2 separate regions of the Homo sapiens genome follow, and region 1 is linked to region 2. A link is a contact called in ENCODE Hi-C or POLR2A ChIA-PET data. All regions are on one chromosome and are shown on one strand. The core of a region is the stretch at or near the end of the contact, and the rest is flanking DNA. Distances in the headings are between cores, read along the strand shown. Region 1 overlaps TC2N (tandem C2 domains, nuclear). Region 2 overlaps TRIP11 (thyroid hormone receptor interactor 11).

The links. A loop is a pair of places that touch in the nucleus more often than their neighbours do. ChIA-PET counts read pairs that join two places held with the same protein, here RNA polymerase II (POLR2A). Pooled maps may share reads with other maps.
Region 1: a pooled map shows a loop between it and region 2 (2.9-fold over the local background). The contact joins two enhancer-like sites. A Hi-C loop is called at or near these places in 4 of 50 pooled maps. POLR2A ChIA-PET finds 5 or more read pairs at or near these places in 8 of 52 experiments (A549, CD4-positive, alpha-beta memory T cell, OCI-LY7 and 5 more).

Annotation. Positions count from the first base shown.
Region 1 is chr14:91,857,338-91,860,037 of GRCh38, reverse strand. All of the region lies in intron 1 of TC2N (tandem C2 domains, nuclear), which reads left to right. Among named protein-coding and RNA genes, the nearest start is that of TC2N, 8.8 kb to the left of the region's middle. Within about 2 kb of position 1,250, at least 2 of the 41 ENCODE cell types and tissues checked have a DNase peak (open chromatin) inside an H3K27ac peak, as active enhancers do.
Region 2 is chr14:91,978,996-91,981,695 of GRCh38, reverse strand. The region is part of intron 16 of TRIP11 (thyroid hormone receptor interactor 11); the gene reads left to right. Among named protein-coding and RNA genes, the nearest start is that of FBLN5, 33 kb to the right of the region's middle. Within about 2 kb of position 1,320, at least 2 of the 41 ENCODE cell types and tissues checked have a DNase peak (open chromatin) inside an H3K27ac peak, as active enhancers do.

The DNA.
Region 1 (2,700 bases), core at 1-2,500, 120 kb after region 2:
TAGAACCCTACTGACATTCCCTCTGCCCACAGGTTAAGATTCAAACTCCTGAATAGGATTGACAAAACCTTCCGTGATCTGGTTCCTGCCTGCTGCTCCAGTTCCAGCTCCTACCACTTTCCCCTCCTTTAGACCAAATTCTTGGAGAAACAAACACATCCCCAACAAACCAGAATGGCTTATGTACTCCCTCCAGCTGCTCCTGTCTGAGCTCTTCTCATTGGCTGGAATGCAGTTCTTCTCTTTGCCCATTTGGCAAATGCCTATTCATCTTTCCACAGAGATCAGCCTCTCTAGGAACTTTCCAGAGCCATCCCTGACCTCTGTGGTCTGTGCAGCCCACCAAGCCCCCACCCCTGTGTAGAGGGAGTCACTTCTGCTGTATTACCAGTGCCCCTGTGGTGTAGTTTCCACCTGGGGTTCTAAATGCAAACTCCTGCATGATACTATTTGTGTGTTGTTCATAATGTAGACTTACAGCCTAGCACAGTGCCTGGCCCATAGTAGGTGGTCAGTGTCAATAGGTTGAGTAGAATGTGATGATGGGAAAATGCAGAGAAGGGGAAAGCTTCAGGAGAAGTGGAATGGGTGGAATCAATAGGTCTTGGTGATTGATCGGGTACGGAGGCTTAGGGAGCCAAGGCACACCCTGAGGTGAGCTAAAGACCTCAGGAGGAGGAGTTTTGGTAGAGGGGAAAGGTGAATGTCATTTTAAACTTACTTCTTTTTTTTTAATTTTTATGTTTTGTTAAGGTAAGATTTACATACAGTTAAATGCATAGATATTAATTACACAGCTGGACAAATAAAACATGCTGAATTGAAGATGGCCACATTTGGGTGAAGGTATTGTGAAGATGGCCAGCAGTGTGTATGAAAGCACAGAGTCTGGTGCTAGAGACCGAGCTCTGGGGTCCTTGTGGGAAGTGACACCAGGTGCAGATAAGGTGACCCCTTGCGGTGAGAAGCTCCAAATATCCCAGTATCCCGAGGTGGCTCCAGATACTGGGATATCTGGAGCTCTCTCACTAATCACTAGGATGTTTTCATCTTCGTTTGGCTGTTTTCTGCTTTTGTTTTGGCTGGGCTGGGCTTCCCTCTTGTTGTTTGGGCTATTAAAGGATCAGAAACTATGCTGGCGAGTAGAAGGGATATGGAATGGGATGGCCACAGTTAATTGGGAACATGTGTAGAGGACCCACTCTTTGATCTGCATAACCACGCTTATGAGAGCAGTTTCTTCATCCACTCGCAGGGGGTCAGTCCATCACTTCCTGAGTGAGTGACAAAGCTCCTATCCCTGGTGACTAGGGCCACCACACACAACAGATGAGGAAAGAAATTCTAAGATAAACAAAAATGACTCATAGCATAATATGAAAACTGAAACGTGCATTAACCAAGCTATCTCTGCATCCTGAAGCAGCAGAGTCATTTGCTAATGAACTCATTAGGAAAATAAATGTTCTCAGTTGGAGGTTAGCATTCATTTACCCCAAAGTATACTGCATTTAATTAAAGGTACAGGAAAAATTTTCCTGGCCAGAGGAGTTACGGTGATGTGACAGGAAGATCCTTGTCTGAAAGTCTAGACATCTTTGGTTCTTTGTCCAATTCTCTCTGCTGTGTGACCTAGGGCAAGTCATCTGGCCTCTCTGAGCCTCAGATCCTTCTTTTGTAACCTGCTGAAGATGTCGATGTCAACCCTGAATCCTGTATTTACTCAACTTCTCAACAAATATTCTTGGCTGGGAGTGATGGCTCACGCCTGTAATCTCAGCACTTTGGGAGGCTGAGGCAGGTAATTGCTTGAGGCCAGGGGTTTGAGACCAGCCTAGGAAATATAGTGAAACCCCATCTTTACCAAAAAAAAAAAAAAAAAAAAGAAGAAGAAGAAAGAAAGAATCAGCCAAGCATAGTGGTGCATGCCTGTGGTCCCAGCTACTCAAGAGGTTGAAGTGAGAGGATCACTTAAGCCCAGGAAGTTGAGGCTGCAATGAGCCATGATGGCACCAATGCATTCCAGCCTGGGCAACAGAGTAATACCCTATCTCAAAAAACAAACAAACAAAGAACAACAACAACAAAAACCCAAATATTCTTCAAGCTTCTACTCTGTTCTGGGCACTGAGCTGGTTAAATATCCCTGCATGAACACTTTTTTGCTGTGGTCCCTGGCCAAACAGCTGTTACTCCCAATTCAATGCATGGCTCTGTTCTTTATGCCAAACTTGGAAAAGTGGGCTGGGTACCACTCTGGTTCTTTAGAGGAATTTTGTTGTGGTTCAGGCGACTGTACATCATAGTGCGAATCTGTTGCCAATAGTGGAAGGAATGCTGGGATTGGAGTTGAATAGACCTGAATTTGGGTCTCAACCCTGCCACTTACTAGTTTGTGACCTGGACTAATTTACTGAGGTTCTTTGAGCCTCACTTTTCTCATCTGTTAAATGGGGATAATAATACCGGCTCCAGTTGTTTTGAGAAATAAGATGATGTGTGTGGAGGTGCTTGGTGTTTTTCTTCCCTATTGTCTGAGAAAGCAGCAGGTGCCCCTACATCTTTCTTCACGTCAAATGTTCCAAATACCCAAGCCATTCACCCAAGCCACGACTCGGTTTATAAACGGTTCCTGGGACTTGGGAGACTAAAGTGGCCCCACTTCGGCATTCCCTCAGTGCTTTCCTCTCGTTGCATTTC
Region 2 (2,700 bases), core at 71-2,570:
CAGGGCTGGGCACGGTGGCCCATGCCTGTAATCCCAGCACTTTGGGAGGCTGAGGCAGATGGATCACTTGAGGTCAGGAGTTGGAGACCAGCTTGGCCAACATGGTGAAAGCCTGTCTCTACTAAAAATACAAAAAAATTGGCCAGGTGTGGTGGCACATGCCTGTGATCCCAGCTACTCAGCAGGCTGAGGTGCAAGAAACGCTTGAACCTTGGGAGGCAGAGGTTGCAGTGAGCAGAGGGTGTGCCACTGCACTACAGCCTGGGTGACAGAGCGAGACTCTGTCTAAAAAAACAACAACAAAAAAGACAAAACAGATGCTTGTAAAGCTTAACCTCAAATTGCAAATAGTATAATATCTTTTAAAAATATATTATTTGGGCCGGGTGCGGTGGTTCACACTCGTAATCCCAGCACTTTGGGAGGCTGAGGTGGGTGGATCACTTGAGGTCAGGAGTTCAAGACCAGCCTGGCCAACATGGAGAAACCCCGTCTCTACTAAAAATACAAAAATTAGCCAGGCGTGGTGGCAGGCGCTTGTTATCCCAGCTACTCGCGAGACCGAGGCAGGAGAATTGCTTGAACCTGGGAGGTGGAGGTTGCAGTGAGCTGGGGCGCCACTGTACTCCAGTCTGGGTGACAGAGTAAGACTCTGTCTCAAAAAAAAAAAAAAAAAAAAAAAATATATATATATATATATATATAATATACATATAAAATTTGATGTTAAAAGTGATCTTGTATAACTTGAAATTCTGTAATAAAAAAGATCTAATTTCTAGCTTTTGCTTTGATTATATTTAATTAAATGAAGAGGTTAAATTTCCTTATTAGGTTTAATATTGTATCAGATTTAAATTTAGTTTTAAGGTATCCAGATGCAGATAAGACACCAGATGCAATTTATTTATTGACATATATATATGTATGTGAAATCATCTTTCTAACATTTTTTTCTTCCTTCTGTTGACTCCTTGGCCTCAAAGATGACAAACATGCAAAATGGAGGGGGGAAAACCTCACAAAATATTAACATTAAACAGAGTAATATATGTGATACTGATTCAGGCTAGATTGAAATATGAACTTTTTAGTTATTTTAAGAAATTGGATGATAAGTACTAATGCTTTATGTAGCACTTTACTATTTAGAAAAGTCACATTTGATCATTCAGTTGATTCTATCAAATTCTTTGAGATAAGCATGTTCATTTTACAAAATAGGCAACAAAGTCTGGCCCTGGTGATAGGACCATGATTCATATCCACTTCTGACTCTCAAGTTCTGTGTTCCTTTTTTTTCTCAGTCAGGTGACTGTTCAGTAAATCTGACTTGGATCTTGCCTACAGGAGCTTACTCATGAAATATCCAAATGACTTTGTAAGCAGTATGATTCATTTTAAGATGTAGTATGATTCATTTTAAGATGTTCTCTGAAGGCAGCATTGTAGTGTACTGTCATTAATTACAAATGAAATGTAAAATTATGATGTGCCAATTTGTTGCAATCAATTACATTTTATGTTCAATTTTTATTTTAAACCAAATGTTGAAGACCATGGCACCATGTCTAGGTGTTCCAGAGAAGAGACTCTGATATGGCAAGTTTTACTATGTCACAGATGTAGAGTAACTCTTTCTCCAAACTAGACTAAATCTCAGTTGCTTTATTGCTGAACTTTTAAAGTTCCCCCCTCCACCTTTTTTTTTTTTTAACTTCCAAAAAATTATTTTGGCATGTGAGATTATTTCACAGAAATATTTTATTTGGCTTAAAACTCATTTCTGAATAACCATATTTTCCCTGCCCATATAAATACAGTTCTGATTTCAAATTGTGGTTTGAATTAGGGTTCAGTTTTTGTAGAGAAATATTCAGAATCTCTGATGGGAGGAAAATAAGGGTGCTTGAAGAAAAAGAGGCATCTGTAGGGACCTTTGTAGTAGGTGTTTGACTTTCTTTTCCTTTCCAAACCCCTCATAGTTAATACCATCCTTCTAGCACCGTCCCTTAAATTCTGAGTTTTTCCCCCTAGACTCAAATATCAGAGTACATTCTAACTACTGCTTGAGTTTGCAACAGCCCTTTGCATTCCACATCACATTAGCTCAGGGACAAACTGTATGTTCTGATAGTGAGTTTAGGAAATTTTAACCCTGTCATTTTCGCCTTAAGGATGTTTTGACTCTACCTTTCTGAATACAGAGACTTTAATAAAAACCATACCAATCTTAGTAAGTTTTCATCAAGAAAGTATTTTTGATTTGGACTTCTACGCAGTTTGATTTCTTGATCAGTTTTTCATAGAGCAAAGTTAAAATTTTCTACTTTATTTTACTAAAATTTTTATCAGGCTCAGCTCTGCTTTGTGAATTTTACTCTGAAGATGTCTGTCATTTCACTTTCTCTCTCTCTCTCTCTTTTTTTTTTTTTTTTGGAGACAGGGTCTCGCTCTGTTGTCCAGGCCGGAGTGCAGTGGCACAATCTGAGGTCACTGCAATATCTGCCTCCTGGGCTCAGGCGATCCTCCCGCCTCAGCCTCCTAAGTAGCTGGAATTACAGGTTCATGCCGCCACACCCGACTAATTTTTGTATTTCTTGTAGAGACAGGGTTCTGCTATGTTGCCCAGGCTGGTCTCAAACTCCTGAGCTCAAGCAATATGCTTACCTCGGCCTCGCAAAGCACTGGGATTACAAG